Regions from separate parts of the Homo sapiens genome. Here all the other regions are linked to region 2. Evidence: chromatin contacts called from ENCODE Hi-C or POLR2A ChIA-PET data. All regions are on one chromosome and are shown on one strand. Each heading gives the region's core, a stretch centred on a gene start or an enhancer-like site at or near the end of the contact. The rest is flanking DNA. Distances are from core to core; before and after follow the strand shown. Region 1 holds the start of FAM221A (family with sequence similarity 221 member A). Region 2 holds the start of MALSU1 (mitochondrial assembly of ribosomal large subunit 1). Region 3 has its middle 16 kb from the start of SNORD93.

The links. A loop is a pair of places that touch in the nucleus more often than their neighbours do. ChIA-PET counts read pairs that join two places held with the same protein, here RNA polymerase II (POLR2A). Pooled maps may share reads with other maps.
Region 1: a loop to region 2 is called in a map of B cell, with 18 times the contacts of the local background. The contact joins the promoter of FAM221A here to the promoter of MALSU1 in region 2. A Hi-C loop is called at or near these places in 6 of 168 maps with a recorded cell type or tissue (B cell, CD4-positive, alpha-beta T cell, CD4-positive, alpha-beta memory T cell and 3 more), 2 of 37 single-sample maps with no recorded cell type and 14 of 50 pooled maps. POLR2A ChIA-PET finds 5 or more read pairs at or near these places in 1 of 52 experiments (Panc1).
Region 3: a loop to region 2 is called in a pooled map, with 2.6 times the contacts of the local background. The contact joins the enhancer-like site here to the promoter of MALSU1 in region 2. A Hi-C loop is called at or near these places in 5 of 50 pooled maps. POLR2A ChIA-PET finds 5 or more read pairs at or near these places in 2 of 52 experiments (A549 and activated T-cell).

What each region holds. Positions count from the first base shown.
Region 1 is chr7:23,678,765-23,683,077 of GRCh38, forward strand. FAM221A (family with sequence similarity 221 member A) reads left to right here and starts at 1,435. Exons shown (of 7, transcript NM_199136.5): 1 at 1,435-1,519. The coding sequence starts at 1,455. RefSeq lists a silencer at 1,369-1,658 and an enhancer at 1,989-2,238.
Region 2 is chr7:23,296,952-23,300,845 of GRCh38, forward strand. MALSU1 (mitochondrial assembly of ribosomal large subunit 1) reads left to right here and starts at 2,388. Exons shown (of 4, transcript NM_138446.2): 1 at 2,388-2,657; 2 at 3,888-3,894. The coding sequence starts at 2,402. RefSeq lists an enhancer at 2,205-2,694.
Region 3 is chr7:22,870,779-22,874,662 of GRCh38, forward strand. No RefSeq gene overlaps it. Among named protein-coding and RNA genes, the nearest start is that of SNORD93, 16 kb to the left of the region's middle. RefSeq lists an enhancer at 1,851-1,960. Within about 2 kb of position 1,478, at least 3 of the 41 ENCODE cell types and tissues checked have a DNase peak (open chromatin) inside an H3K27ac peak, as active enhancers do.

The DNA of each region.
Region 1 (4,313 bases), core at 185-2,684, 380 kb after region 2:
CTCTCATAGAGGTAGAATGGGGCTGGGCGTGGTGGCTCACGCCTGTAATCCCAGCACTTTGGGAGGCTGAGGCGGGCAAATCACGAGGTCAGGAGATCAAGACCAGCCTGGCCAACATGGTGAAACCCTGTCTCTACTAAAAATACACACACACACACACACACAAAAGCCAGGCGTGGTGGCTAGTGCCTGTAATCCCAGCTACTCAGGAGGCTGAGGCAGGAGAATTGCTTGAACCTAGGAGGCAGAGATTGCAGTGAGTCGAGATCCCGCCACTGCACTCCAGCCTTGGAGACGGAGCAAGACCCCATCTGGGAGGTGTCGGGTGGAAGAGGTAAAATGGACAGCAGCAAACCACACGTGTGATAGGAGAGAATACTGAGCTGAGATCAGTTTCCTAAAATATGAATCCGATTTCAGGATCACTCATTTATCTGACTGTCAAGAACGCCTCTGAACAGGAGGAAGACTTTGGGGAGAGGGTGGGGTTTGTTGAAAGGGTACCGAGAAGGGAGGTGGGTGGTACCCAAACAATTTGTTTACATAATGTTTTATGGACCTGAAATATGTAGAACAGTACTTTGAAACTAAAGTACTGTACTGAAGTTTAATTATTTTTCTTATTGTTTGCATATTCTCCCTCCCAGATACTTTACAGAGGGCGCTAAAGCTGATCCCCTGGGAGCTTCAGAGTTTAATGACTTCGCCTGAAGATTTCCTATTCTTTTCCACAACGTGCTAAGTCAAATTATGGCCAAATTACCAATCGCATGGTAATTCAGCTTCTAAATATATTTTGCAGAGTGTTTCCAAAAGTTAAAAAACAACAACAAAACTTCACCTAAATTGTTTTTACTTGCTTCACCTTAAATCAGTTATTCGGTTCCTTTGAAGAACATGTAGCTTTAGCAACCCCCAAAGTGAACCCAGATACCCAGGACTACTGATTGTTACATCAGAGTTTTTGAAAACGCCAATACTGGAAACAGGCCGACAGTTAAGGAGAGGCAGGCCTCAAACTAAAGCAGAACCTTCTCAAAACTACTTATATTTCAAGAGATGGATTAAGCGAAAAGAGCTGTACAAAGAAATAAGCCATTTTCTATGCGCCTGTTATATGCAAGGCACTGCACTCCCTTGTCACTTGTTAATTTACAAGAAGACTCGCCGGTCCAGGGAAGGGAGAGGGGAATAGGTGCAAGGTTTGTGGAGGGCGGCAAACTGCACTCCATGTGGCGCGAGGCTGCGCTTGCGGAGATCCGGGTTCTGGTGCCTGGCGCCGGCAGCCAGTAGGGGCGCGCGTCCTGCGCAGTTGCCGCGCGCGGCCTCCTCGGGCTTCAGGCCGGGCCAATCAGGAGGCGGGCGGGAGGGGGCGCGGTACCGGGAGGGAACGGGGCGGGTCGGGCTTCGAGGTCAGCTGGTCCGCAGGGAAGCCTTTGGCTTCCCCACCGGCAATGGAGCGGTTGACGTTGCCTCTCGGCGGCGCGGCGGCGGTGGACGAGTACCTGGAGTACCGGAGGTGAGGCTGTGGCTCCGGGCCTGCCCCCCCGCCGCTCCGAGGGGCCAGGATCCCTGGGCTGGGGGCGCGAGCAGGGGCCCGGCGGGCGTCCGCGGGGGTTCCCGGAATCTGTGCCTGGGCTGTTGGGGGAGGCCTAGATGAATTCCAGTTTAGTCTTTGCCTAATTAAATATTGTAGGGCCACGCGGTTCTATGCAGTGATGAGTCTTCCAATAACATTTAAGAGGCCCCTCTGCTCCCTTCCAAGAAGGATGACTAACTCTAGATTGATACAGAGGTCCAGCTGTTTTTTAAATGGCCATTGAAAACAGGCACATCGAGTACTCGGGGCTATAGAAGTTAGCATACATCAAATTAACCCAGTAATTGAGTCAACCGTGAACTTCTGAACGCGCTCCCCACCCCGAGGTGCTGGTTTTAGGAGAAAGGCACCGACTGGTGTTTGGTATTCTGGAGAAACCCCTTCCGAAACTGGAAACGGAGTCGCTCCTTTGGCCTGAGGACGCGGTTCATTGTCCTGGATCCTGACCGAGGCTGGTGCACCTGCAGCGACGCGCTCTTTTTCCGCTTCCTGGGGTTTTTGATCGTCCGGAATCTGGGCGGATGGGAAGTCCTGGAGAGGACCGCCTGAGGACGCGGAGTTGGGGCGGGAGGATGTGTGTGTACAAGCGGAGGGGAGACGCTCCAGGCTCCGCCAGGGAGGCCGGAGCGAGCGACAGGGGCTCCTCTGCGGCATCGTGGGTGGCCCAGATGACCCAGAGGTGTGCGCGCAGACGGCCCCCCAGCTGACTGTTCTCCCCTGCTCTGACTGCCCTGTTTGTGTAGTTTTGGGTAACCCTTAGAACTGCCTGGATATTCTGAGCCAGAAGAATAAGGGCTAGGAGCTTGATGGGGTCAGTTCCCACGCCCGGTTCAGGGTCAGAACAACCACCATCCCGTCCTCTCCCAGAGCAGAGCCGGCTCCTTTAGCCTCCAGTTCTCCAGAGCTTTTGCCTGGGAGCAAGTTGCTGGAGCTGGTGTTGACTGATAACTTGGATATTTAGATATGTGAATTGTGGGCCTCCAGTTGACTCTTGCCTAGCTCCGAACATGTTAGGGCAGACCTATGTATGTAGTTATTTATTTTATTGAGAAATTATTTAGTTATTTATTTTATTGAGACGGGGTCTGACTCTTTCCCAGGCTGGAGTGCAGTGGCGCGATCTCGGCTCACCGCAATCTCCGCTTCCTGGGTTCAAGTGATTCTCCTGCCTCAGCCTCCCGAGTAGCTGGGACTACAGGCGGCCAGCTAATTTTTGTATTTTCTGTAGAGACGGGATTTCACCACGTTGCCCAGGCTGGTCTTGAACTCCTGGACTCAAGCTATCCACCTGCCTCGGCCTCCTAAAGTGTTGGGATTACAGGCCTGGGCCACCGCGCCCGGCTGGGAAATTATTTTTGCAATCGTAAATAACTTGCAACACTTCCCTCTGAAAGAGATTATCAGGTCCTTTACTGACGTCAGAATTTTAGAAAAGTGGGGAAAACAGGACTTGAGTACCTAGATATGAAAAGGTGGGCTGGGAAGGTGGGGTGGGAAGATGAGTCAAAATATGAGTTTAGAAGGAAACAAACTTTCCTTCCGAAGAGTTTTCCTGGATTTGCTCTTGCCTAGGTACTTCGGTGGGAGTCGGTTGGGAGGGGAAGCATGCAGCCTTGTTACTCACACTGTGGGAGGCCCTGACCAGTGTCCTGGCATCACCTGTTAGCTTGTTAGAAAAGCAGAATCTCAGGCCCACTGCAGACCTATTATTATTATTATTATTTAGAGTCTCGCTCTGTCACCCAGGCTGGAGTGCAGTGGCACTATAATGGCTGACTGCAACCTTGACCTCCTGAGCTGAAGCGACTCTCTCTTCTCAGCCTCCTAACTAGCTAGGACTACAGGCATGCATCTCCGCACCCAGCTAATTTTAAAATTTTTTGTAGAGATGGGATCTCACTAGGATGCCCAGGCTCATCTTGAGATCCTGGCCTCAAGCAATCCTCCCACCTCAGCCTCCCAAAGTGCTGGTATTACAGGTGTGAGCCACCACATCTGGCTTTATCATGTGTGTGTGTGTGTGTGTGTGTGTGTATGTATATATATATTTATTATTATTATTATTATTATTATTATTTTTTTTTTTAGATAGAGTCTTGCTCTGCTGCCCAGGCTGGAGTGCAGTGGCGCTATCTCAGCTCACTGTAACCTCTGCCTCCGTGGAAGTGATTCTCAGTGCCTCAGTTTCCAGAGTAGTTGGGATTATAGGTGCCCACCAAAATACTAATTTTTGTATTATTGGTAGAGACAGGGTTTTGCTATATTGGCCAGGCTGGGCTCGAACTCCTGACCTCAAGTGATCCTCCTGCTTCCGCCTCCCAAAGTCCTGGGATTACAGGCATGAGCCACTGTGCTGTGAGTCTTAATCTGCATTTGAGCAAGATCCCCTGGGGATTCTGTAAGTACAATAAAATTTGAGTTGCACTGGTCTAGAACTTAAATACCAATGACATCTTACTTTTAAAAGATCTTTTAAAGATCCGTATTTATCTTAAGATCTTAATACCTGTTGGTATTCTTGATAGCTACAAGAAAATGAAATGGCCCAAAATTTATCTCAGAATTAAATGCCCTTTGTTTCTTTACTATTATGTATCTAGATTGTTTATGTAAAGAAGGCGGTTTTGATTATTTCATAGCTTATAAATTGGTTTTTCTTTTTTTCTAATGGCAAGTACATAGAGCAATGGTTTTTATTTTCTACCGCAGCTAA
Region 2 (3,894 bases), core at 1,138-3,637:
GAGGCTCAGATTAAGAACTTCAATAGTACACTGCTAATAAACAGAAGAGGTGGAATTAAATCTAAGTCTTTTCTAGTGGGGTATCATGCAGTCAAACATAAATGTTAAAGACATTTATGAACAAAGGGATGAGGGGTTTCTGAGGGGCCATCTGAGAGAGTAGGGGGAGATATCTTAATGCTTAAGGTATGTCTTACAGAGTGAGTCTGAGTTTGTCATATGAAAAAATGGGAAAAGGGTGCTCTAAAAAGAGTAGTGGCCAAGCACGGTGGCTCACACCCGTAATCCCAACACTTTGGGAGGCTGAGGCGGGTGGATCACTTGAGGTCAGGAGTTTGAGACCAGCCTGGCCAACATGGTGAAACCCCGTCTCTACTAAAAATACAAAAATTAGCTGGGGGTGGTGGCACGTGCCTGTAATCCCAGCTATTTGGGAGGCCGAGGCAGGAGAATTGCTTGAACCCTGGAGGCAAAGGTTGTGGTGAACCGAGATGGTGCCACTGCACTCCAGTCTGGGTGACAGAGCGAGACTCCATCTCAAAAAAAAAGTATATGCAAAGCTTGGCATTGAAAGGATATGGTGAGGTTGCCAGGCATGGTGGCTTATGCCTATACTCACAGCTACAGTGGGGTAGATTGCTTAAGGCCAGGAGTTTGAAACCAGCCTGGGCAACATAGTGAGATCCTGTCTTTAAAAAAATTAAAAACAAAAATTAGCTGGCCATGGTTCCACATGCCTGTAGTCCTAGCTAATTGGGAGGCTAAGGCAGGAGCACCGCTTGAGCCCAGGAGTTTGAGGATGTAGTTAGCTATGATTGTGTGACTGTACTCCAGTCTGGGTGACAAGAGTAAGACCCCATCTCTTTAAAAAATAAAAATAAAAAAGGGTATGGTGAGTTTGAAAAACAGCAAAAAGCAGATAAAGCGAAAATGATTGTAGTTGATAGAAGGGCAGCATGGAGGATGAAAAGAGTAGAAACAGACTGGAGACAGGAAAGCCAGGTAGGAGGCAGTCTCTGTAATTAGGCAAGAACTAATGAGGGTGTGGACTAAGGAAGAAACAGTGGAAATGAAGACAAGAAGCTGAACTCACAGAAACATTTTGGAGGTCACATAAGCAGGATTTTGACAACAGATTCGTTTGTTGTATGAAGATCCTGGACTGAATGAAGTCTAGGGTTTGGGAGTTTTGAAGGGATAATGACCCATTAAATGAGCTGGCAAATACAGGTGGTAAAGCAGGTCTGGGATGTTCAGAGAAGGGTGGGAACACGGAATGGATGCCAGAAGCTGGGAGAAAAGCCAAGTTCATGCCTGTGGAAAAATGGAATTGAGGATGGGGCTAAAATTGGACAGAGGAAACTTAATCTGTAATGTTTTTCTTCTTTTCAAAAATAACTTGAAGTGGTTGTACATATCTGGTGTGATATACACAAATGCTTAATTTCTCTATTTTTAAAAAACTTCCCAAAATTAGTGCTTGGAATTATTTAAAATAATGTAGCAAACATTTTTGGAGTGCCTGCTATGTGTCTGGCACTGTTTCAGGCATTTGAAATATTTGCTCTCTATGAAGCCTTCCTTTCAGCAGTTAGCAGGCCTGGAGTTCAGAAGCCAGAAACTGGCTTCTGATTCTGACGCAGTCAGTAAGTGTATGACCTGGGCAAGTTGCTTCCCTGCGGCGTCCCACGCCCCCAAAACCCCCCACCCCCCCACCCGTGCCAGGAATCTATCGCAGTTCTCAAGTCCTGTGACTTAATACCGCAGCTGGCACCTCAGAATTCCTTATTCTTACAGAGCTGGTCCCCACAGTACCGCCCCTGGGCGTAAACTCCTCCATACAGGGAGTGTAGATGATGGGCTGACCTAAGAACGGTTTCCAAATGGTCCTTTACACCTCTGCCTCCCACCCCACTCTAGCCCAGGATAACAGATTTTCCTCGCGCAATTTCAAATTTGCAAGGGAATCTTGAATATTTTCTGGTAATGAGAGAGGGTAGATTATATGTCCTAATCCCAGCCTAATCAGATTAACAGCAACTTCTGGACATTCAGTACCAGGAACTGTTTTAGGTGCTGTGGAGAGAAGAGTTAAAAATGAAACAAAAATTATTGCCTTCATGAGCCTCACATTAGTGGACAGAGTCCAAAAAAAAAGTGACAACGTAATGCGCTACTGCGACACAAAGCAAAGCAAGGTGGGCAAGCAACACTAGTTCTTTATTCCCGCACGCCCTAATCCCCAAGTAGCTCTTCCGGGTCACTGCAGTCTTCACGGGCTCCAGACTCCGCCCATGGTCCGTCCTTCAGGCCTTGACTCCGCCCACGCATCGACGTAGAATTTCCCGGCCGGGCTCCATGAAGTACCACCCACCCGCGACGCCGACGCAAGGCTGCTGCTATGGGGCCGGGCGGCCGTGTGGCGCGGCTGCTCGCCCCACTAATGTGGCGCAGGGCGGTTTCCTCGGTGGCGGGGTCCGCGGTTGGAGCCGAGCCCGGGCTTCGGCTGCTGGCCGTGCAGCGGCTTCCCGTAGGAGCAGCGTTCTGCCGGGCTTGCCAGACCCCAAACTTTGTCCGCGGCCTGCACAGCGAGCCTGGGCTGGAGGAGCGGGCGGAGGGGACGGTCAACGAGGGACGCCCAGAATCGGACGCGGCAGGTACGGGCGTGGAGAAGAACGAAGGCGACCCTCTCCGGGCAGTCTGGAGTCAGGTCCCAGCCAAGGTGGCTCTGGGTTCCCCTCTATGTGCATTTCTCTTGGAGTCACAAAACTCCTGCACATCCAGAGCTGGAAGGGACTTCAAAGGTTGTTGGCGCCAACCTTCCCGTTTCACAGTGAAGAAATTGAGGGCAAGAGATGAACTGCAGAATCCCAGCCTCCCGGACGGCCATCTCCCACCCTTGGCATCACAGTCTCACCGTCCTCACTTCCTTTTACCCTCTTCCTAGGATCCTGGGAAATGGGTTTGTGGGGACTGTTGGGGCTTGAGGATTCTGAGGAGCCAGGGTCTGGGTGCGAAGGGGTGCGTAGGAAGCGCCAGTAGGAGATGGGTCCAAGTTAATATCCTCTAGTTATTGCTGACGTTTTTAGAAACTTAAGAATGGTAAACAGATCACATCTAAGAATGTAGAGTATGAGAGGGAGAGGCCTTAGTGGGCTTAGCTACTAGGTCCTTTGGAGTCGGCTTTAGAACTTGGGCGAGCTTTTAAATTTACAGCCTGTAATACTCCAAGCTGAAGATCAGAATATCTAAATCTTTACGGGAAAAAAAATTAGATTTTCATAGGTAACAGTTGTTAATAACCCGGTGGTTTTATATGAAAACTGGAAGGTTCAAAATAATAATTACTCAAAAATGTAGCTCTTTCAGTGACTGATCTTAGGCCACAGTAATTCTCCTAGGCCTCAGTTTCTTCATCTCTCAACTGAAGGTTGTGGACCAGATACTGCCTAAGAGCCCTTCCAGCTCACAATTCTGTGACCCGTTATGACTGAGATTCAATTTAATATGCTCCAGGATATCACCTCCTACCCATTTTGTGGTGCTGTTTTTCTTTGCACAGCATTTCTGTGATTGTGGTGTATTGCTCCTTTTAAGTATTAGTAGAAAGTCATTTGTCACTGGTGTCTGGTTCTACTTGCATATGGTTAATAGCGAAGGATGTATAGTGGCTCTGCGTAATCTGAGCACCCTGACCATAAAAGTTGAGCGGTGCTATGATACTACTGCCCAGGTTCACCTTCCAGGAGGCCTTTACCCTGCTATCTGTAAAAACACTTTGGATCTAAACACCCTCATGGAGGAACAGTCAGCTGCCGGCATCTCTGGGTGCATACACGTCTATCTGCTTGGCCATCCTGATACAAACAACTATTTGTGCATTTCAGATCATAC
Region 3 (3,884 bases), core at 228-2,727, 430 kb before region 2:
AGCCCCAGGAAACAGTGATAGATACTTCCTTTGGTTATTCTGAAGAAACAGATACTTATGTGAAAAAAAGCTAAACACCTTTCAGTCTTCCAGGATAGAATAGACAATGATTATAAGCAGATTAAAAATATATAACCGCTGGGCACAGTGGCTCACGCCAGTAATCCCAACACTTTGGGAGGCCGAGGTGGGTGGATCACAAGGTCAGGAGTTCGAGACCAGCCTGACCAACATGGTGAAACCCTGTCTCTACTAAAAATACAAAAATTAGCCCGGCGTGGTGGCATGTGCCTGTAATCCCAGCTACTCGGGAGGCTGAGGCAGGAGAATCGCTTGAACCCAGGAGGCGGAGGTTGCAGTGAGCCGAGATCATGCCACTGCACTCCAGCCTGGGTGACAGAGTGAGACTCTGTGTCAAAATAAATAAATAAAATAAAATATATACACACACCATTGTGAGGGGTATTTAGTGCAAATTAAGACAAATCCTGCAAAGGACTAGAGGAACCAAATAGGACTGTGGAGGGAGGACAAAGGGGCAGGTGGGCCAGATCCATTGTAGACCAAGAAGTGTGGGAAGGATTAGGCTCTTAATTGCAGAAATGAATGTATTGCCAGAACAGTTTTTAAAAAGGTCACAATGACAACAATGAACAAAATAGCTAATGTTGACTTAAGTTTTACTATATGCCAGGGAGTAAAATAGGGCTTTACATAAACTATCTTATTTAATTGTCACAACATCCCTATGATATCACTTCTTTTGTTGTCCTTAATTTACAGATAGTGAGACAGAATGTGAATAAACTAACCTTGCATGGTCACACAGGTAATAGCCACAGAGGGGAAGGATATAGTTTACTCTATCTATCCATCTATCTGCTTGCATATCTATCTATTCATCCCTCATCTAAATATGTATCTCTACTTATCTATCTCTCCAAATACATATATTTTATTTATGCAGTGAGATCTGGTGGACTTTAATTGCAAAATAACTTGAGAGAAAAGAGAATTAATTATAAGAAGTACAGAAAAAGAAACAGAGCAGAAGCAATTCCTGGACTGTGCTGTACCAGGCAGATGGGCAATATAGTCAGTATGCAGTGTTGGCTCTTTCTTTGGGAGAATGAGGTCATATCTACTGGCAAGGCCCCCTTCCCTTTATTCCCACTATACTGCTTGGGAATTTCTGATTTAAAAAAAATACTGTTGATAACAGAAATGACCAATTCATCATATTGTCTTGACCAAAGAGCAGCTCATACTGTGACACACTTGCCTCTCTAGTATCTCTGGGGAGGATGTTCGTAAGTGAGATTGGAGGAGTAATCGCCCCCCAGGACCGTGGGATAGGTTGTGCACGTTGTATACTGCACAGTCCCATGGGGGTGTTAGTCTCTCTGAATGGAGTCCCCAGAGTTATGCAGTGCACAACCTGTGTATAAGGCAGCCCTGCCTGCCCCCACCAATAAGATCAGCCATATGAACTGCATGACCAATGGCACAGCTGGAGCCCTCTCATTTGTCACTGTTTCTAGGCACATTTGCAGATAAAATGTTGAGATTGTGATCAGATTATGATCAGAACTTTCAAGAGTTCTGGAAAGAAGAGTTCTGGAAAGAAACACTGACATAAAGGAGAAGAAAAGAACAGGAACTCCCTCTGAGTTTGCATAACTTTCAATGTTCACAGCCTCCTGTTGCCTTTCTAGGAGGTGCCCTACTGTGTATTGCTGGGGTCGTATAGCCAATTGGCGAACTAGCTGATAAACCCTGGACAGAAATAGAAACTACAAGAAGTGAAACAAAGTTCCATCCAAGAATGAAACAACAACTGATCACGTGAGATGCCCATGTCATCACTTGACCCACAGACAGGGGAGCAAATATATTGATGATCTGGTCCTCCTGCCGGACTGTTGGTATTCATCCCTGTAAGTGAGAGGAAGGAAACATTGCAACTTAATGGGTGAGTCCTTCCTTCTGGTGAATTTAACATCATGCATTTGCTAGATTTGCTAGCCATGCAGTTATGGTGAAAACAGGAAAGATCCCTTTGGGTTTAACTATAGATTAGCCATAGGATTTGCAACCAGGAAAAGACCTTCAAGATCAATTCTATTGGAACATGGACAATTAACATAAATAAACTGAGAAACAGACAGACTGTGTTACTTGTAGCTAATTATTTTAACTCCCATCTCAGCACTCTTTCCCAACACAACCCATTATCTTAACAACTATAATAGTACTAACAGCCATTATTATAACCAACATGTTTGTCGGGGAGAAAGGTGACAAGAGGAGGGTAGAGGACAGAATTAGTTGAACACTTACTCTGTGCCAGGCGATAGTTTTAAGCTTTCTACATCTATTCATTTCAATCCTCACAACAACTCTTACAGGTCAATAGTGTTTCCCTTTCACAAGTTAGGAAACTGAGGCACAGATAGGTGATTTTATTTGTTCAAAGTCACAGAGAGGGCACATGGCTGAGCTGAGATTCAAACCCAAGCAGTGTGACTATGAAGCTTATTATCTTAACTATTCCACCATCATCGAAGGATATATTTACAAGATTTTTTAATTGTAATAAATTCTGTGCTTTATCTTTTTTTAAAAAAAAAATTTAATTAACAAAGAATAGGAAGACTTTCTATTCTTCACCCGGAGATGGACGATACCATGTTACTTGGCTTTTATCCACATAGCTGTCTTATTTTAGGTGCTGTTATTTGAACCAGAGTACATCCAAATAAGTGTAGTTTAAAAGAAATCATGATTATAAGGGGTTCCCAGTTTTTGCAAGGCATGATTTCTATAGACTCCTCCTTAATAGCTTCCTTTATCTTGGCCATCCGTGCTCACAAACATTTTCTAGCAGAGTACCAACCGCACAAATAGAGAGTAGGATGAGATCTTCAGCTTTAAGTTGGCAACGTGTATATATCTCAATGTGAATGATCCAAGTTTTGCAAATGGGAGAAAAAGCAAAAATGCCAGATTCTTTCATTTAACTCCATTATTTAAAAAATTGTGTTTACCTTTATTATCAATGATAATTGACAGTTACGCTTGAAAATGAATTTTTTTTTTAAAGTGGAAGCTTATCACTGGCCAGAATTAAGAAATATAAATCTTTTTTTTTTTTTTTTTTTTTTTTTGAGATAGAGTTTTGCTCTTGTTGCCCAGGCTGGAGTGCAATGGTGCGATCTCGGCTCACCACAACCTCCACCTCCCAGGTTCAAGTGATTCTCCTGCCTCAGCCTCCCAAGTAGCTGAGATAACAGGCATGTGCCACCACAACAAGCTAATTTTGTATTTTTAGTAGAAACAGGGTTTCTGCATGTGGTCAGGCCATTCTCAAACTCCTGACCTCAGGTGATCCACCTGCCTCAGCCTCCCAAAGTGCTTGGATTACACGTGTGAGCCACCCCACACAGCCTTCTTTTTTCTTTTATAGAGACAGTGTATTCCTGTGTTGCCCAGGCTGGCCTTGAACTCCTGGCCTCAAGCCATCCTCCCACCTTGGCCTCCCAAAGTTCCAGGATTACAGCCATGAGCCACCAAGCCTGGCCAATAAATATTTTAATTTATTTATTTTCTAGGCCTAAAATTGCCAAGGTACCTCTGTGATACATTTTGAGAAGCTTCTCTCCTAAAAGTACAGCCTATATATATATATATATATATATATATATATATATATATATATATATATATATATTTTTTTTTTTTTTTTTTTTTTTTTTTTTTGAGACAGAGTCTTGCTCTGTTGCCCAGGCTGGAGTGCAGTGGCGCGATCTCAGCTCACTGCAACCTCCACCTCCCGGGTTCAAGCACTTCTCTTGCCTCAGCCTCCCGAGTAGCTGGGACTACTA